Regions from separate parts of the Homo sapiens genome. Here regions 1, 2 and 3 are each linked to region 4. A link is a loop called in an ENCODE intact Hi-C map of the cell type or tissue named here. Cell type or tissue: heart left ventricle. All regions are shown on one strand.

Region 1 (5,000 bases), 390 kb after region 4:
CTAAGAAATGTGGAGGTTTTCTCTTCGTTTCCTTTTGTGTGCGTGCACACTCAAGTCCTGAGGTTCTATTCCAGTTTCCACCTAACTTTCTGCCTTTCTCTGTGATGGACTGGGAGGCCACTTTTGCATTCTGCCCGAACTCCCCAACAGGATTCGGGTAGGCCATCTGGAAACCTAGTGCCGTCCATCACCACCCTGCCTTCTGCGCTTCACCGCTGTCCTAGGCTACATTGGGCACATATGTTCTCTCTGACTTTCTAATCTGGAGAAAGTGTGGGAAAGTTCAGCAGTTTCCTCTTCTTTAAAAGTTCCTTGAGCAGTAGTTTTGAACCCTTGGCAGCTTTTAAAAATAATAATGCTTAGGCCCGCCTTAGACCAGCAGAATCATACTTGGGGAGTGCCTGGGTCCTCAGTCACAATTGTGTTTTGTTTCTTTTGAAAAGCTTGCAGACGATGGAAATGTGCAGCCACGGCTGAATTTCTGGTTGCAGAATCTGCCTGGGAGGGTTTCAGGGTAGCAAATGTAGTCTCTGCCAGCGGAGTCAGGTACATGATGCTGTGGCTTGTTGTGACTGTAAGGTGGACTTAGCACTGTGCACAGCAGGTCCTGCTTAAACCAGCCTATACTACACTAGGAGAAATGGGGGCTCTGGGACTCTCAGGACAGGATCCAAATTCTGAACTGTCATTTGCAGCAAGTTTCTCAGCCCTGACGGGTGCCTGATCTACACAGAATGATGATGACACAGAGTGCCCACCGAGCACAAGCGTGTGGCCCCTGGAGAGGTGCAGGCTTCGTCAGCTCCCTCCTCTTCCTCCGCCTACACTTAAACTTGCTGGATATAGTTGTCTCATTTAGCTATTAAAACATTCTCTGATAGTGGATAGAAAACTACAGAAAATCCTGTAGCTCATGGTATATTTTAATGGATTCTAAGTTATTTGTTCACTTTTATATCTTAGTGACTATCGAAGAAGCTCAGGCTTGAAACTCTGAATGTATTTCCTTTGTTGTCACCAGGCCATCATGCACGGACGAGGCAGAGGAGTGGCCGGTCCCATGGGCCGGGGGCGCCTGATGCCAAACAAGCAGAACCTGCGGGTGGTGGAGTGCAAGCCCCAGCCCTGCGTGGTGTCTGTGGAGGGGCTGTCCTCGTCCACCACGGATGCCCAGCTGAAGAGCCTGCTGATGTCAGTGGGACCCATTCAGGTAGCCGCCTGGGGGTGGCATCTGTGCCACGGGTAGTTGTGTCCCAAGACAAAATCATTTCTTGATTTAAAACACAGTGCCCTTTGTGTTGGCTACTTCATATTAAAATAATACTTGGGAAGTAAGACAAATAACCTGTTGTGCATACTTAGTATCAGAACATTTGCCTCAAACGTTTATTTTGAAATTTTCAGATTCTTAGTTATAAATTTTAAGAAATAAATACCCCAGCTGAACAGATTATCCTTTGAGATCCTTTTAATTGTCATAGAAGGTTCACACTTGCACACATACATACAAAATTTTTTGTTCTATCAAATGACTTGTTTTATTTGTAATAACATTACATTTTAAAGTATTTAGCCTTCTTTTCCTTGCTTTCCAGAAATAGCTTCATGTGCTAAATAGCTGTGACTTGGTTTAGATTTTACAAATATGACAGTATCTTGGATTGTATCTTCATCTCTTAATTTAAAGCTGGCTAACTCTAATGCTGAAACATGCCTGCTGAGCTGGCTGCAAATGAGATGCATGAAAAGGAACACAGTTCCAGGTCCACTGGAAACAGGGTTTTCCACGGAAACTCCTGGTCTCTGTAGGCTGACCCAGCGAAGAAGCTACCTGCTTGTTCAGTCCGATTTCTGGCCTCCCCGTCAGGTGCCACCTGTGGTGCCCATTGTTGCCATTGCCACGCACCGTGCGTCCCGTGGTGGGATCTGGTGTGTCTGGGGGCAGAGCACTTTGGAAATAAGACATTTTTGGATGCACAGAGTACATGTCAGAGTTCTGAGGAGTCCAAAGTGCTTTCTTTCAAGAATCTCTTACAGCCTCTAGCTTCATGGGTGGATTTGGAAACATGTTAACACTAGGGTTGATACGGGTAATTAATGTACATGTTTTAGATCTCCATCTGCTGTTGACAGTTCCTAAAAATGAATAGATGAAAACTCTTCCAGAAACATACATGTTACTTGGGTTTAATTGCTGCCATCTTCATTACTGGCTTCCTGGGGAGATAGGTTTCATTTTTATTGGTGTGTAGTAATGGAAAGTTAACCCAAAGCCTTGGCTTCTGTTTGTGATAGAGCGGGCTCCCTAGTGGTGCAGTTAGGAATACTTCATCAGCTATTAGAAGCGTACAGTGTATGTTTAAGGATATTTCAAAACAATTGATCATAATCTGGATTAATTTGCAGGAACACGGTAGACACTAGAGCATTTTAGATGGATTAAAATGTGGTTATCCTAATCTGAGATTCTCAAAATAAATGGTGATGGAGAATTCTGGTCCAGTAACTGTGTAGCAGTGAGTCCAGATGAAAAAACCCTGAGCCTAGTCTGTTGTGAGCCACAGATGGGTGCGCTTGGCGAGGCCTCACGTGTGTGGCCCAGTGTCCTGCTGGTCCTCCTGTCTTTGGGGCGATCTGCACTTCCCTGTGGGCAGAAGGGTTGCACTGTTGTTTTCATATGTCACCTGCTACTTTTGTGGACTTTGCTTCATCCTGTGTAGTCTTGATCATTTTCTTGAATATTTTTGAGTGTGATCGAGTTGTCAAGATCCATACCTGAACAGCAAGTACTGTTTGCTTCTCACAGCATTGAGTGAGGCTCAGAGCCTACATTGTGAGAATATGCTTGGAGTCATTGCCAAACCAGCTAATTTCTGTCTTGTCTTTTAAATTGAATTTTGCATTTTGTACCGTGGGTTTGTATAGACCTCTTAAATGGTCTCTTTTTCCTTCCATTTGCTTCCATTTCCTTCGAGTGCTGGGATTACAGGCGTGAGCCACAAATATTTTTTATCCTAAATGTTTTGGAATAGTGTCGAGTCTCTGTCTCTTTGGGATATGGCACCACCTAGTGTTCACTGGTGTAATGCCAGGTGGTGTCTACACCAGGAGGACCTATATTCATTCCTTTGGGCCTTTTAATTTTAGAAGATTCTAGTAACTGCATGTTATTTTTTGTTTTTGTTTTTGGAGACGGAGTCTCGCTCTGTCGCCCAGGCTGGAATGCAGTGGTGCGATCTGGGCTCACCGCAACCTCCGCCTCCCGGGTTCAAGCGATTCTCCTGCCTCAGCCTCGCGAGTAGCTGGGACTACAGACGCGTGCCACGCCTGGCTAATTTTTTGTATTTTTAGTAGAGACGAGGTTTCACTGTGTTAGCCAGGATGGTCTTGATCTCCTGACCTCGTGATCCGCCCGCCTCAGCCTCCCAAAGTGCTGGGATTACAGGTGTGAGCCACCGCACCCGGCTGTCACTGCATGTTAACTATACTTTTTAAACCCATGGAATTTGAGAACTTTTCTCAGTGTAGCAGTGATGTGGTAGCCAGTTTTGTTCTCAGATTAGTGTTTTACTTCCTTAAACTACATTAATAAGCCTCTCCAGAAAGTCCATTTCAAAGACATTTATCTATAGACTCAGTGAGGAAGAATGAGAAGATTTCGTAGAAATGTCATAACCAGAAGATGGTCTTCCAAAAAGTTTCGAACTGTAACCATGTTTCAGAAATTGTAACTTGACAAGAACTTGATTCTTCGAAGACTAGATATTTTTTTTTTCTGTCTACTCATAAACCACATAGGAACTCTTTCGTTCTTCCTGGGTGTCATCTGGAAGGAACTGAAAGAAGCAAGAAACCGTCATCTGTGTTTCTTGCGGGAAAGCACATTAAAGCAGCGGGAAGAAGGGGAGTGGGCGCACAGCCTCCCTGGCTGGGCCCTAGTGACCGACTTCTCCCGAGTCAGCTTTGCTCCCAAGGCCAGGGGGGCTGCCGTCCCCCAGAGGCTGCTGAGGAGAGCCCTCGGAGATGCAGTGCAGAAGCCTCTCCCTGACGCTGCTGATTTGGGGGTAGGCATGGAAATGTAGAGAGTACCGCTCAGAGAAGAATCTGCCCTTTGCAGAGCGGATCTCAGCCCACCATGGAGGCCCTGTGAACTCGGTGGAAGGTGGGATCATCTCGGCGTCTGACTGACTGATTCTGCTTCTGCTTCTAAGATAAAGTGGATCACCGAGAAGACAGCCCCTTTACGTCTGGTTCTGACTGCAGGAAGGCCTGGTTGGTGAAGTAGAAAATGTTGGAATCTTGAGTGAGCAGCTGAGTTGTTTTGAAGTTTGGACAATTGAGAAAGAAAACACTAAGCAGTGTCAGACACGGATTCCAGAAAAGCCCACGTCACAGGCTTAAAGAACAGATGTGTGTGGGCACATGATGGGAAGCCACAACGGAAAAGCTAGTTAACTGGAGGCTCTCCCACAGGGTTCTGAGAACACGGTTGTTAATCATTCCAAAAGGAGGAGGAGGATTGAAGAGACCTGTGTGAGAACACAGAGCTTGTCTGTGCTTTAGAGGAGAAGCATGCGTAAGACAGGGAAGATGGGACAACCAGGAGTGAAAAGGGAAAAGGAGAGGTCAGGAGACGTTTTAAAATTAAACCAGAGCAAAAGGAGCAACGCGCCCGGGATGTGCAGGAGAGCCCAAACGTTGAAATTCAGGGGAAGTGCCAGAATTGGTGTCCAGGAAGACCCAGCATGTTATGATAATAGATGAAAACTTGAAATGGGGCAGAAAACTCGGTGCGGGCTGGAGTTGCCCAGAGCACTGTTGTGAACCTTTCTTTACCACTCAGCCCACCGCTGGAATCGTGTGCAGGCTTCAGGCGCCCTATTTCCAACAGGAGGTTGGTCACACAATGACCTGTGTGTAGAGGGGAGCCCCATGGGCCAGTCCTGCACACCGTTCCATACAGAAATGCTTAGCAGGCTCACTGAGGCTCTGCAGGGGCT
Region 2 (5,000 bases), 360 kb after region 4:
TTATAATGACATTAAAACATTGACTTAATTTCTAGTTGCTGCGTTTTGATTTTTGATCATTTAATATTGCAGAATCACCTGTTGTGTAACAGTTTTTATGTTAATATGTGTGGTCATGTCTTGTGTAAGGATATTTTGGTTAATGGTGGACTGCATAGACAGCAGTGTTTCCATGAGATTATAATAGTGTATTTTATTGTAACCTTTTCTAGGGTTGGATATGTTTACATCCACAGATACTTAGCATTGTGTGACAGTTGCCTACAGTATTCAGTACAGTAACATGCTGCGCTGGTATGTAGCCTTGGAGCTACTAGTGTGTACTATACAGGCTAGGTGTGTAGAAAGCGCTACCATCTAGGTGCGCGTGTGTGTGTGTGTGTGTGTGATTACAATACACTCTGTGGTGTTCGCATGATGGAATCACCTAAGGATGCGTGTCAGAATGTATCCTGTCATTAAGGATGCATGACTCTGTGTGTGTGTGTGTGTGTGTGTGTGTGTGTGTAGAAAGAGAAAGACAGTGACTGTTAGGAGACACGTTACTTGACATTTTTGAGGAAAACTTGGAACCAGGTCTATATTTCTAAAAATTACATACCATTTTTCTGTCCTTCACCCTGTTTCTCTGTTGTTGTTGTTGTTCTTTAGGGCCCTCCAGAATTTCCACAGCATACACCTGGACCTGTTCCCAACAGTTTCAGCCAGCCCCCACGACTCCCTCTCCAGGACCAGTGGAGAGCCCCACCCCCGCCTCAGGATCGAGACCCTTTCTTCTTAGGAGGTACAGAAAGAGTGAGTGGTGTGGAGTAACAACAGAAGCTGCATTGGGTGATGTGCCCAAACACATTTATTTTGTAAACTGAATTGAACTCCCAGTTGGAGATGTTAGGAATGCCAGGTTTTTGTACCATAGCAGTTCTGCCTGTCATTTCAGGTGCTAAAATTGGACATTGTTGGTATCTGAAATCGGAACATCTCATATAAAAGGGAATTTATGTATAGAAAATGACAAATGAAGCAATCTAGAAATAAGAGGCAAAATCTGGAATTGTTTCCAACATTCATAACCTGTCAACACTTGTGACTTCTGTCCACAGTAGGATAGTGCTTCAGACTGCTTTTCTGAGAAGCACATGGTCTTTTTAACCTGAAGTTAATGATGTTGTGTTACCTTTCAGTTTCAGGTGAACCAAGATTCCCGAGCCATCTTTTTCTGGAACAGCGAAGTCCCCCTCCACCACCACCGCCTCCTACCCTTCTTAACAGTAGCCATCCTGTTCCTACTCAGAGTCCTCTACCATTCACTCAGCCAGGACCAGCATTTAATCAGCAAGGACAGCAGCCAGTGTTCCCAAGAGAGCGGCCCGTACGACCAGCCTTGCAGCCTCCAGGTCCGGTGGGGATTCTGCACTTTAGCCAGCCTGGGTCGGCAACCACACGGCCCTTCATTCCTCCTAGACAGCCGTTCCTGCCAGGCCCAGGACAGCCGTTTCTGCCCACACACACACAGCCCAACCTGCAGGTAATGCATCCTGAGTGAACCTCCAGGGAAAAAATGTGTAGCTTCAAGGCTTTGTGTTCCATAAAGTTTCAGATTTTTATTTGAGCCTACTAATTTGTGGTTATTTAAAGAATAGAGTATTAGTCTCAAATGTACTGTTTGTTAAAGACAACTTTTTTCAACAATGTTACTTATCTCAATACAAGAAAAAAATGGGAAAATGTCATTTTTTGGGAATTGAAAAATGCTACTTATTATAATTGTTTAAAGGGTATACTACTAATAAAATTAGGACATGTTTTGATAATACATTTGCTCATCTGTATAAAATTTCATGAGAGGTTTACCAGTGGAAATACTTTGTCAAATTATATTCCTGCAGTAGACAGTTTTGAAAAGAGTCTTTGCATGGAGGGAAGAAGATGTTGCTGTTCACTGGTTATTTGAAGGCCTTGAGTGCCCTCTGCCGACCGGCTTCTGCTTCATGGGTTTTCACTGGTTATTTGAAGGCCTTGAGTGCCCTCTGCCCATCGGCTTCTGCTTCATGGGTTGACATGCGTCTGTAACATCTTTCTTACCAAGTGTATATTTCTTCTTGTATTGTAGGGTTACTATTAAAATACATAGCGATGGTAAACTTGAATCAACTATTTAAAAATACGTGGAATACGTATCTAAGCCAAAAACGGAAAATGAATATTATCTAGGGTGTTAAAGGAAGATAAAATGTTTTTAAGAATTTTTCTTTTTATTAAAAAAATGCAATTAATACATCCCCATTGCAGAAATTTTCAAGTATATATAAGAAAGGAAATTAAATACTCTCGTTACCTAGAAACAATTCAGGAGCTTTTTTTTTTGTCTTTTTTTAAATGCACATCTTCTCGCCACCTGCTTTTTCCCTCCAGTGTCACATATCATTTGATCTTTTCATGTCAGCGAGTTGGTTTTGATGCCATCGTTTGAGAGTGCTGTATGCGGTTCCCTTTCATGCTGTCTGTGTGGTTGCATGTGTGTATACTGGTTTCAGTACTTTAGTATCATAGTGCTACAGGGAACATGCTTTAGAGTTATGAGTTTGTCTGCATACCTAGTTTTCCTTAGGACAATTCAATCCTAGAATTACTGGATTAAATATAAAATTTAAGGTAATAGCTTCTGGCTTATTACTGCATTTTAGATAGTATTACCTTCATCAGCAAGTCTAAAATGAAGTTTTGGTATCGCTGAAAGTTCCTTTCTTGTGTTGAGGTTTTTTAGGAAATGATTGAAGTGATTATGCCCGGTGTAACCATTTATGAACTGTTGTTTCTCTTTCTTTGGAAATGGAAGGGGCCGTTGCATCCTCCATTGCCCCCTCCGCATCAGCCTCAGCCTCAGCAACCTCAGCAACAGCCCCCGCCACAGCACCAGCCTCCGCACCAGCCCCCGCACCAGCCCCCGCCCCAGCACCAGCCCCCACCCCAGCACCCACCACAGCACCCGCCGCAGCACCAGCACCACCACCACCACCACCACCTGTCCGTCCCGCCCCCTCCTTTGATGCCGATGTCTCAGCCACAGTTCCGGCCTCACGTACAGACCGCTCAGCCTCAGGCCAGCAGCAGCCGGATGCAGTGCCCCCAGCGCCAGGGGCTCCGGCATGTAAGTGTCAAGGGGTGTCTTCCCTGTGTCTTCCTGGGAGGCCTTTTAACTTACAGGACTTGAGGGGCATAATATGTAGGTTAGAATATTTTCCAGTTCTGATTTCTGTTTATAAAATGTGTAGTACATAGTTCTGAAGTGAATCCATGTTTTAAAAAACACTCAGGTGATTTGTTTTCTTGACTACAAGAATTGATAAGATACTCCTTTTGTGTCTCAAAGACTGTGTTAATATTTACTTAAGCATCTTTCTTGTATCTAGATATTTCTATAGCAATAGACAGGAATTAATAGACACGTAACTTTAGAAAATACTTTTGGGTGGTAGTCACTTTCCCTTTACCAGTGGCTTATTTTTTGATGTATAGATTATCTCTGTCTTTTTGGTCCCTGAATAAATACATAAATGAATTCAGGAAAAATACGTTGACTGTTCTGTTGCCAGGTGCTACTCTAGTCCTGGAAATACAGCAGTGAACAGAAGAGACAAATTCTTTTCCTTCAAGGAGCTTATACTCAGTCGAGGGAGATTAGCATACATTTATTTGTGGGGTTGTGTTCTCAAGCACCATCAGCAAATGTGTGACTTGTCGTGCATTAAAAGAAACTGGGAAACAATGTATTGCTCTGAAAATAAAAGGCCACAGTCATTGCCCTTGTCCTCCATTAAATACATATAAGAAGCTTTTGTAATTTTGTTTTTAGGAAAGGGAGACACAGTGTGGCTAGTGGTCAGGGTTTTTGCCTCCATTAAATATATATAAGAGGCTTTTGTAATTTGGCTTTTAGGAAAGAGAGACACAATGTGGCTAGTGGTCAGTGGTCAGGGCTCTTGCCTCCATTAAATATATATGAGACTTTGTAATTTGGTTTTTAGAAAAAGAGACACAGTGTGGTCAGTGGTCAGGGTTCTCGCCTGTCAGTTTTCTTTTGGTATTGTCTTCTTTTCACCCTTGAGCTTCAGTCATGTCACTTAGCTGCTTGGAATCTCAGTTTTCCTGATATTTGCCTCTTTCTTTCTTAAAGTAAACATTGCAACTAAAGTGCTGTGAACAGTAAGAAAAGATTTCTAAATCTGAGAAGAGGGTGCTTTATAACCTGGGTTTCATTTGTTAGAATAATGGTAGGCTAGTCTCATGACCCTCGTGCACTGGGATATTTGACCTGCGGGACCTCGGAGATCCCCCTGCTTCCCCCCTCCCCCCTTCCAGCTCTCTCGTGTTCTCTTTGCCTCCTCCAGGTGTTGGTTCTCTCTTAAGAATCCCCAGGATGAATATGACTAAGCATTTCCTCTCGAGTAAAACGTTCTGGCACCTTTCTTCTCCCGGGGGTCATGTTTCTTAGGACATTGACCTGATGCTTGATTCTTTCCTTGTTCCAGCTTAAATTTAAGTGACTAGGTAAAATAGTAGCATGTGAATCCCGTTGATCTCTGGTGGCAGATAGAGTGGTTTTTTGGCTGTCTTAATTCTTTTAAAACTGTCAGTCCCTTTACTGAAGCACCTGCTAAAGATCAGCCTGGTGTAATTTCTATGAAGAGGAGCCTCTCTGTAGGCAAGTATGACAACTTTACCAATGGAAATTGTTAACATTAGGATGAGGCATGCTGCCACATGGATCAGGTGACATTTATGTATGAGAAAAAAAGTATGAGAAAAAAGTATCTGCTCCCCAAAAGAAGTCATTTACTAATTAGAATGATTTATTGTGTTTTTATTTAATAATGTGCCTTTTAATGTTCCTTCTGCCAAGTTTCCACTTACAATTAGAATCTCTTTCTTTTTGTGAAAAGAATACAACTTCTCAGAATGTAAGCAAGCGGCCCATGCAGCAAATGCAGCCCACTGCGCCA
Region 3 (5,000 bases), 77 kb after region 4:
CAGCACCGCCCAGCCCCTGGGCAGCTCAACTTTCTGCAGCCCCATCCCAGCTTCCCCGGCCCTTTGAACGGTGACCCCTCTTACCGCTTTCCCAGAGTTGTTTCGTGTTTGGGTCCACTCTGGGGGGCCCGGTACCCTCTAGTTATCTCTCTCTTCATTTATTTCTCTTTCTCCTATTCCTCCCTCCACCTCTCACCTTCCTCCTTTCCAGGAGAGCGACCCACGAATTCCTCTTCCTCCAGCCAACCCCAGGGCCCAGCCCGCAGACCCTGCGAGGGCAGGTCTCTGCCCACCGGCCCGCCAGGCGCCCTGGAGGTGACGCTCTGCTTCCCAGAGTCTCTGTTGCAGCCACGAATTGGGGTCTGGGTCGCAGGAAAGCACAGGGCTGAAGCCCAGCGTCTTGGGGCCATTTATACTGAGGCAGTCAGAGGCAAAGAGTCCCAAGAATTCAGAAAATACTTCTCAGGAAGCCGCCTAATTGGCTTTCATGGGACAGGTGGAGCCATTAACCTGGGATGGTTTTGCAGGAACCAAAGAGCTCAGGGCCCCTCCTCCCCCCAATATCATGTTCAGGAGACCCAGAGTCGTTGGACCCTCCCTTTCCTGACTGGTGATCATCAGAGTTTCCAGAGTTGCAGAAAATTCTCCCCCCAAAAAACCAAGTAAGCGTCAATAAGACTTCCCACAAACTCTCACCAGCCCTATTTTCCCGGGGGGCAGGTAGACTGTGGGGTTTGATTTTTTGAGACTCGGGGAGGACCCCTGGCAGATGTGTGCCTAGCCAGAACATTTGGTAAGGACTCCTCCAATGAAGAAAAAGTGGAGGAATCCAGCCCCAGCGAGAAGAGGCTTCCCCACCCTGCCCTAGACACACCGGACAGAGGGCACACTCTGACCAGAGCCACGTCCAGTGGCCAGGAGGCCAGCCCAGCACCTCCTCCCCCACCATTCCCGTCCTGGGTGGGGGGGTAATTTTCCTGGGAGCAGCTGTGGGAACTGTCGTTTCTCATCCCAGCCCAGCCAGCACTCTGAAGCCTGCAGGGGAAGGACAGCACGTGGGATGGACACTGGGGAAGGAGCTTCGCAAGGCCAGGGTGCAACCTTCAGGCCCCAGGTGGCCTGGCAGGCCACGCTGCCTCGGAGATGCTTGCCAGACTCCCCAAGTTCACTCAGGGCCTGGCAGCAACCTGCTGGCTGCCTCTGCGGGGGTCTGGGTTGCTGAGCACGGTGCAGCTGCCCAGGGCCAATCAGCCCTAGGGTGTCCGTGCCAGGCTGCGGCCTCCCCGCCTCCCCCGCACTGAGGGTACTCATGGCGTGCAAATGCTCCCGCACCCCCAGAGCTGCCCTATCGGATGTTTCCAGGAATTCACACATTTCCATAAAAATGCATTTTAAATGATGGACAGGCGAGCCTGGGGTAACAACGGGTGTTTGGTGGGTAGACAAGAGCAAATGGGAAGGAGCCCGAGGGAGGAGGGGGAAGAGAAGAGGAAACAGAACTTCCAGTTGGACATTCTGACAACAGCTGGAAGGAAAGTCTAGAAAAGATGAAGAGAGAGGAGGGGAGAAACCAACTGGGGCTCCCACCCTTGCCGTTGGATTCCTAATTCTCGTTTCAAATGGGCCCTGCTCTCCGGCAAAATTAGTTTAAAGGATTTTAAAACAAAGAAAACGAGATGACCGGTCTGGGAGCTCCTCAATCAGAGTAGAGAAGTTAGAGGGGGGCGGGCGACTTGGTTTTGAAGTCTTAGCTGAACAGTCACCCCTCCTCTCCTTGGCAAAAAGGATTCCTTTAGAACCTCCGAGGCTCCTGGATTTCTCCCTTCGCAAATGGAGCCGCATACTGCATTCCCCCGCTCTTTCGGATCGCTAAGCATGTTTCATGAGGGTCGCTGTCCCCGGGTGGAATGCGGCCGTATGCACGCGCCTCCCTGCACACGCACACACACGCACACTTACAATAAGTGTCTGCAGGAGGAGTGTCCTGCGCGCCAGCTCTGCGTTTAAGACAGGAAGCTGCCGGGTTACCGAGTCAAATGGGAGTGACACTATTCCTCTCCATCAGCAAGGAAAGCGGACCACAAAAGTCCCTTTGTATCTCGGCAGCTCATTTAATATTATTTATGCATTTTGTGCAAGGAATTGTGGGATTTCGCCCCACGGTAAACAATATGGAAATCTTAAAAATAGCGATCTTCCTGTGCGTGTCCACCTACGCGCCCCGGGGTGACCTGGCGGGGCTGTCGCCGGGTGACTCACACCCCTGAACCGCGAAGCGACAGGGAAAGCGCGGGCGAGCGCAGGAGACGCGGTCGGGGGTCTCTCCGGGTTCCTGGGCTCCCGCACCCGGAGCGGGGGACGCGGCCGCTTTAAGGGGAGGAGGGGCGGCGGGCTGCTCCTGTCACCCAGCGGCGGCCGGAGCGTCACGTGGGCGCGCGGCGCCGCGGCCATTGGCCCGAGGCACGTGTCCAGGAGACCGGCCTGCGACGTCACTCGAGGGGGCTCTGTTAAAAATAAGAACAAAAATCCAGAGTGAAAGTGTCTCAGGTTGCGCCGAGTGGCCTGGAAATTTCCGAGCCCGCGCGGAGGCCGAGGCGGCGAGGGCGGCGGACGGCCGGGGAGCGCGGGCGGCCCAGCCCGGCCCGGCCGGGCCCTGGCCTCGCGTCTCTCACCCATGCGACTCGGGCCGCGGAGCTCTGCGGGGCTCGGCGGGGGCGCGGCCGCACGCCGGTGGGGCGCCCCGGCCCGCAGCGGGGCGGCGGCCGCGAGGAGGGGGCCTCCATGTGCGTGCGGGCGGTGGCGGGCGCGCTGACCGCGGGCGCCCGGCACCCTCGAGGGCCGGCTAGGGCGTGCGGGCGGGGACGGCCGGGCGGCGGCGGCGGCCGGAGCCGGCCCGGGCGGGCGTGAGCGCCGGGGAACGCGCTGCCTGCATGCGCGCAGCTCTCGCCCCGGGCGGCCCAGGCGGCGGCGCCGGAGCCCGAGGCGGCCGGACGCGGAGAGGAGCGGGGAGCCCGGGAGGCGGCCCGCGTCCCCGCCGGACCACTGCGACTGTCTAGACCCCGGCTGCGCGGCGAAGTCGAGGACTTGGCTCTGTTGAATCTCTCATCGTCTGGGCGAGCGGGGCGGCTCGTGGTGTTTCTAACCCAGTTCGTGGATTCAAAGGTGGCTCCGCGCCGAGCGCGGCCGGCGACTTGTAGGACCTCAGCCCTGGCCGCGGCCGCCGCGCACGCCCTCGGAAGACTCGGCGGGGTGGGGGCGCGGGGGTCTCCGTGTGCGCCGCGGGAGGGCCGAAGGCTGATTTGGAAGGGCGTCCCCGGAGAACCAGTGTGGGATTTACTGTGAACAGCATGGAGGAGAATGACCCCAAGCCTGGCGAAGCAGCGGCGGCGGTGGAGGGACAGCGGCAGCCGGAATCCAGCCCCGGCGGCGGCTCGGGCGGCGGCGGCGGTAGCAGCCCGGGCGAAGCGGACACCGGGCGCCGGCGGGCTCTGATGCTGCCCGCGGTCCTGCAGGCGCCCGGCAACCACCAGCACCCGCACCGCATCACCAACTTCTTCATCGACAACATCCTGCGGCCCGAGTTCGGCCGGCGAAAGGACGCGGGGACCTGCTGTGCGGGCGCGGGAGGAGGAAGGGGCGGCGGAGCCGGCGGCGAAGGCGGCGCGAGCGGTGCGGAGGGAGGCGGCGGCGCGGGCGGCTCGGAGCAGCTCTTGGGCTCGGGCTCCCGAGAGCCCCGGCAGAACCCGCCATGTGCGCCCGGCGCGGGCGGGCCGCTCCCAGCCGCCGGCAGCGACTCTCCGGGTGACGGGGAAGGCGGCTCCAAGACGCTCTCGCTGCACGGTGGCGCCAAGAAAGGCGGCGACCCCGGCGGCCCCCTGGACGGGTCGCTCAAGGCCCGCGGCTTGGGCGGCGGCGACCTGTCGGTGAGCTCGGACTCGGACAGCTCGCAAGCCGGCGCCAACCTGGGCGCGCAGCCCATGCTCTGGCCGGCGTGGGTCTACTGTACGCGCTACTCGGACCGGCCTTCTTCAGGTGAGCCCGCGGGGACCACGCGTCCCGGCTCGCCGCGGGGAGGCCCGCGGAGCTGGGGGGCGGTGCTGGCGCGGGAACTTACCGGGAGGAAAACATCTCGAACCTCCCCCGCGCACACGCACAAAGACTCACGCGACATTGTGTGAAGCTGACGCCGGCCCGGGCAGCGGCCAGGAGTCCAGCGGCAGGACTGATTCGCTAGGGGGTACAGACTTCTTAGGACCGCAGAAGGGACCTTCTTTCTTTCTCTGTCTCTCTCTCTCCTTCCTCTCTCCCTGTCTCCCCTCTCTGTCTTCCACCCCGCCTTGGCGCATCTCTTCCCAGCCCCTAGCCCATGTCTCCCCCACTGTAGTTTTTTTTGGTGGGAACGTGGTGGCTGGAAGATGGGCCCGGAAGTGCACACTCTCATCCCCTTCCCTACGATCTTCCAACTCAGGCCAGGCCGGGGACGCATGCCCCAGCCCACCCCAGACTTGTCCTACCATCCGGTTATCCCGGCTGTGCTCGGGGAAGAAAAGGCGAGGCCCTTTGCCGCTCTGCCTTCTGCCCCTCGGGCCTGCGCTGACCGGTGGGACTCAGGAGGATGCACACAGGGAAGGAGGAAAATAAAGGCGCCCTTTCCCCTTGGCTCCACTTTGTTTGCCAGCGCCAGCCCGCAGTGGTGGGGCTCAGCCCCCTTCCTGCACACAGCGAGGACAAGGGAGGCAGCCGTCCCTCCCGGCACCTGCCATCCCCAAATAGAAAGGACCTTCTCTCAGGGTTTCCTGGGGGCTGCTGATGGGAAAGAGGCAGCATTCGCAGGGGCCCTGCAGAGATGCTGGATATATTTTTTCATAGATCTGCGATTTTAAAAAACTAAGTCCATGTCCTTGTAGAAATCATCAACTGCATTCCATGCGGGTCTGCGGCTGGGAACCGCCATTAGAAGTGGACTGTTTGACCCCGAGCTGGCAGCGGATCCCCGCTGC
Region 4 (5,000 bases):
AACTCTTCAGCGTCCGCCCCACAGACCTAGCACGATGTCCTTTTCTGTCTCAAGATACATCTGGCTGGGCTTCCCTAAAACCGGGCTTAGTTGGACTCCTTGGACCTGGGGATGAATTCTTGCCAACTATCTCCAAATATTTCCCCTACACCATGCCAGTGCAATTCATGTCTCCAAACCCCCTCTCCTCCACAAAAACGAAACAAAACAAAACCCCAGGTCCAGGAGCTCAGGCCCAGGCCGGATCCAAGACGCGGCAGCCAGGCAGCCCCGCCGCGAGCCTGTGCGGGCTTGAGCCGGCTTGGCCCCCGGAAGCCCCAGCCCCGCGCTCGGCAGCGTGCGCCCAGCGCCCAGAAGAAGCAGCTCCAGGCGGCCGCGCTCCCCGTCCCGCCGCGGTGCGGTCGGATGCCCAGCTCGCGTCCAGACCCGCGGGATGCAGACCCGGATCAGTCAGGCTTGAGGGCTGCTCCGCATAGACCAACGTCCGGGGAAGGCACACAGTGGCCGAGGGCCCGCGCGCTTGGGCTACGGCTGTGATGGTATCTGCGCTGCTTGCGCCTTGGGGATGGGAGGCCGCCTTTGCTGACTGAAGGGCCTGAAGAGGAGGCTTCTGGGGTCCCTGTAGCCTCACCCTGGATTCACAAAATCAAACACTATCTCCTTTCCCCTTCACCACCCCCACCCCACGAATACACATGGTGAAGAGAGGTTCACTTCTGTTCCTGTTGCTGAGTTTCAGCTATGCCCCTCGGCCTCGGAGGATGGCTCACCTTTACTGTGAATTTCTAGCTGAAAGAACAATGCTGAGAACAGGGATAACAAGAGGACCTCTCTAACAAATGCATCTGCTAGTTACAAAAGGGCTGGGAAGAACGGCTCAGGGACATTCCTCCCAGACCCAAGGAAAGGGAATGGAGACACATTTTGATGTTTTCTACATACTTGGTCAACTTGCAGCTACTATAGAACCCGCTCCCCACGGCCAGCTCTTCCTCCTGTTTTAGGGAGAATTTTGTTCAACATTCTACATTCTAGGGACCCTTCCTCATCAGATTAAGTGCAGAGTTACAGCAAAATAAGTCAGAGGAGAAGGATGGGGTAGAGATGGAGCGGAAGCTGGCGCTGGAGCCACTGTGTCCTGCCGGCTGCACCTGCACTCAATCTCAGGTACCATGCTGGACAGTGGGGAAAACAAAAACCTGGAGAACAGCCCAGAAAACTCCGCCAAGGTTTTATAGCTTAAAGATGGGGAGAGGAGGAGGCAGGAAGGGTTGGGCTCTGCAGGCCTTTAGAACGATCGGAGGTCTAATGAAAATAAATACCTTGTAAACATGTGGGTACCAAGTAACCAGAAGAGAGCTTAGACCAAGAAGGTCGGGGGGTCTTTTCCCACCTGTGAGAAAATAAGAGATCCTGGAGCTCTGCAGCCTTAGCAATGAACTGGATTACTGATTAGTGTTTAGAGGCACCCATGCATGAGTTGGCAAACCAAGCCATTGAAATGTGGAATCAGCAGGATCTGGCTTTTTGAATGTCCATTACTTCTCATGTACATGCATATCTATGTTAAATATGGAAAAGAAGAAAAAATTTAAAAGAGAAACAGAACCCTGCTTTACCAGATTAATCAAAATGGAATGATAGATTCTTGAGTTTGAAATAACCCCCGCCCCAGGAATTCTCCAGCGTCTCTGCAAGAAGCTCTCAGACAGACAGCAGTTAAACAAGGTCGGCAAAACCGACTCTCAGATTCAACAAACTGCTCTTTCTGTTTCTGCAACAGGAAGAAAACATTCCACGAGCTGATGGAAGCCCTCACAGACATACATCTGTTATGGCTTTCCCAGAATCCTGACCCCTGGACAATTCTTTTGGGAACACCCTTCTCTATCTAAGGAAAATGACATTCCTAAACCCTGCCCTGCCACCTCACATATGCAGAGTCTGAAAGGGAAGCCAAAACCCCTTGGTCATCCTCACTCTCAGCCCTCTGCCCAAAAGGGGGAACTTTGATCAAATGCAACTTTCTTCTCCTTTGGCCCCAAGCTTCTGTGCCCTCAGTTCACACTCACCCAGAATGCAAAAGCATTTGGATTCAGTGCTGTCCCCTCTGGCTTTCTGTCTGTCATTTGGCCTGGAAAGGACGGTCAGAAATGCCATGGACAGTTACAATTCGACTCAGTAACTTCCACATGGCTCATGAATGTCCTTGGCCACCCGGGAACTGCAGCCCTCTGCCCCCCAAGTTAATTGCTAAATGATTTGCAAACTTAAACAATTATACATTCTCTCTTGACTTGCCCCGAAGAAATCATGTTAATTTATGACACACTCACATGATCCTGATTAACAAACCTAGACTAAATTTGCATGTGGCAAAATGCAATACAGATATATATTTTAAAAAATAATATAAGCAGGTTTTTGCCAACTCTTTTCTCCCACGGTTTAATGACCTACCATCCTGGTTCATACGTTTTTTAACACCTGACTTTGGATATTTTTTTAAAATGAATCGATTTGTAGTCATTGCCTGGCTGCCTGTGGGGAAGGAGCTCCTGCCGTTGGCAGACACCTCTGCAGCCAGGCGTGGGGTGTCCTTCCATCAAAGCAACGCCAGGGGGCAAGAAGCGTTAACAAAGCCCGGGACGCTCCGCACTCTCCCTTTATCTACCCGTGTGTGCGTGTCACACTTTCCAGGGCGAAATGTCATTTTGCAAGGTTATACATTTCCAATTCCTCATAGAGCCTTATCGCTCATCATTTACCTCTTGGGCACAAACAAACAGCCTCTTTAAATAAAGCCAGGGAAGGGAAGCATATACCTTTGTACAATTAAAAATAGCACAAGAATGCCAAAATGTATTGGACCTTGCTGTTAATCCGACTTACCTGGCTGACACTCTGGCCTAATCCTATTTTCTCCTCGCATTAGAATGACTCTACAAGGCTACGTTTTGTTCTTCGGGAGCACAGTTTACCTGGCCAGTGGGCTGAGGATCAGAGAAGCCTCACCACCTAAGGTGGGGAGAGGGGCTGCAGACTGCCCAGCCTGGCCCCAGCCTGCTGGAGGTCCCAGTGCAGAGCCTGCTTGGCGAGACAGAAAGCAAACGAAATCACTCAAGGGAAACTTCGCTGGAGACAAAACACATTCAATTTCCTGAGGATTCTGCTTTCTCTCAGGAATTATTTGCTTTTGCCGAGGCACATTAAACAAATTAAACACTAAAAATGGAAGCTCCTTTGCTTCCTGGCTCAGAAAATAGTTTTTTTTTTAAAGGATATAGTACGAACAGTAATACAAATGAAAGAAAACAGTAACACTCTAGCTCTTTAAAATAAACTCATGTGGGCACCTAAAGTCCTTTTTGGCAAATTCTTATCTTGTGGGGCAGTGCAGACAATGGGAGCTTGTGCTAAACGGCTGCTGTCACTCTGCTGACATTCCAGGAAGCTTCCACGCAGCTACTTGGGCATCTTTTCACACCTTCACCTTCCAAACCGCAGTCCCTGGTGATCCTGACTTTTGCAGCCTGGCTCTGGGTCCACACGGGGCTGGAGAAGGGGATTCGGTCTGAATGGGTTCGTGGAGGGTGGGGCAGGGGGCTGAGCTGAGGAACGCGCTGGCGAGGGAGTCAGATACTGTTACTTCGTATTTTAGGAATGTATTTCTCCTGCACACCCCTCCCTCCCCTGCCCACCCCCCTCTCCCAGTATCATTGCTCTTTGAAATGTCATGAACTTGGCGCTTTCAGACCAAACCGCCGGGCTCAGGCCCGAGACAATGGGATTGTCAGAGGGCCAGCGCGGAGCTTTTTCTGCGTGTTCACGGAGCGTTAAGCCTTTATCCCACAGAACGGCTCTGTCTGACCGGGTCAGACAAAAGCCAACTTGCATCTTCCGCTCCGAGGGGATCTGGGCAGAGCCCGGGTACAGCCCTGCGCGGCCCCAGGGAGAGGGGGGAGAGGGCGCGTGTCCCCAGCCCTGCCAAGTGGCGTGGGGAGCGCGAGGCCCTCCTCGGTCAGAGCCACCAACTCTGGTCTCCGTGGACATCCCCCTTCCCCCGCCCGCTCCCGAGGCTCTAGGGCGGCCTCCTGGCCGCTGCCTTCTCGCACCCAGGGTCTTCGGCCTGGGCTCCACACCTCAGGCCCCTCAAGTAATCGGCCTCTTGGTGGCCGGGCACTGCCTTTCCGGCTGCTCTCTGCACCCGTCTGCCCCTCCGGCCTCCCCTGGCGGCTACAGGCGTCCGGGGCCCTCGCTCCCCAGCTCCAGGCGTCCCGGGAGCCAGGCGCGCAGCGGGGCGAGTTCTCGTGTCCGTGTGAGCGCGGGCGTGTGTATGCGTGCGCGTGCACGAGCGTGAGTGTGCGTGAGCGTGAGTTTGAGTGTGCATGCGGGTGTGAATGTGTACATGTACACGAATGTGAGTGTGAGTGTGCATGAGCGTGAGCGTGCGTGTGCGTGCGAGTGTGCACGAGCGTGACTGTGAGTGTGCGTGCGTGGAAGCGCGGCGGGGAGCCTGGCTGAAGGCCTGCTGCCTGCATGGCTGTCAGAGAAAAACAGAAGTGGGAGCCTGCTGCGGGCTCCGAGAGGACTTGATGGGAGCCCTGGCGCGCGCTGGGCACCGCGCGGTGAGTGTCGGGGGTGGGGGCCGCGGGTCTCCAGCAGCCCCTGCCCTGTGCGGACCGCCGCCCCGAGGGTCCCTGCTTGCGGGTCCGGGGCTGGGCGTGCCTGGCTCCCCCTTGCCCCCTGCTCCACCGGCAGGATTCAAGGGACGAGAGCTCTGGGCTGCGGAGAGTTGCCCTGGCTGGCCCCGTCCTGCAGCAAAGGGCGGGCGGCGCGAGTGGAGTGTGCGGGGCAGGCTGGGCGGCAGAGGGAGCCCAGGGGAGCCCATGGCATGGCACCGCCAGTGTGGGCTTATGAGGAGGTGCAGGCCGGGACCTCAGGCTGTGGGCAGGACCGCAGGCAGCGGCTGGCAGGCTCCAGGCAGGCTCTGGAGGACC

Evidence for each region. A loop is a pair of places that touch in the nucleus more often than their neighbours do. Peaks named below come from ENCODE experiments on the same cell type or tissue, not always from the same donor. Only the 100,000 strongest peaks of a DNase experiment are listed, where the experiment ranks them.
Region 1: a loop joins it to region 4, with 26 times the contacts of the local background. A loop is called at or near these places in 22 of 110 quality-filtered maps.
Region 2: a loop joins it to region 4, with 16 times the contacts of the local background. A loop is called at or near these places in 22 of 110 quality-filtered maps.
Region 3: a loop joins it to region 4, with 2.1 times the contacts of the local background. A loop is called at or near these places in 18 of 110 quality-filtered maps.

The regions. Positions count from the first base shown.
Region 1 is chr7:155,765,446-155,770,445 of GRCh38, forward strand. It overlaps RBM33 (RNA binding motif protein 33), which reads left to right. Exons shown (of 18, transcript NM_053043.3): 16 at 1,022-1,210. Among named protein-coding and RNA genes, the nearest start is that of SHH, 45 kb to the right of the region's middle. RefSeq lists a silencer at 2,977-3,170. In heart left ventricle, CTCF peaks have their summits at 3,078 (motif pointing left) and 3,277; no DNase peak of the experiment used is centred here; H3K27ac peaks cover 581 bases.
Region 2 is chr7:155,736,879-155,741,878 of GRCh38, forward strand. It overlaps RBM33 (RNA binding motif protein 33), which reads left to right. Exons shown (of 18, transcript NM_053043.3): 10 at 652-784; 11 at 1,182-1,525; 12 at 2,837-3,148; 13 at 4,941-5,000. Among named protein-coding and RNA genes, the nearest start is that of SHH, 73 kb to the right of the region's middle. RefSeq lists an enhancer at 4,566-5,000. In heart left ventricle, a CTCF peak has its summit at 1,972 (motif pointing left); a DNase peak (open chromatin) is centred at 1,983.
Region 3 is chr7:155,455,031-155,460,030 of GRCh38, forward strand. It overlaps EN2 (engrailed homeobox 2), which reads left to right and starts at 3,099. Exons shown (of 2, transcript NM_001427.4): 1 at 3,099-4,032. The coding sequence starts at 3,348. EN2-DT (EN2 divergent transcript) reads right to left here and starts at 2,088. Exons shown (of 3, transcript NR_186580.1): 1 at 1,960-2,088. RefSeq lists an enhancer at 1,761-2,752. In heart left ventricle, no CTCF peak of the experiment used is centred here; a DNase peak (open chromatin) is centred at 2,419; H3K4me3 peaks cover 2,425 bases; H3K27me3 peaks cover 4,602 bases.
Region 4 is chr7:155,377,688-155,382,687 of GRCh38, forward strand. LINC03010 (long intergenic non-protein coding RNA 3010) reads left to right here and starts at 4,389. Exons shown (of 3, transcript NR_147174.1): 1 at 4,389-4,628. RefSeq lists enhancers at 399-899, 3,635-4,446, 4,447-5,000. In heart left ventricle, a CTCF peak has its summit at 2,608; DNase peaks (open chromatin) are centred at 334 and 2,614; H3K4me3 peaks cover 1,752 bases; H3K27me3 peaks cover 5,000 bases.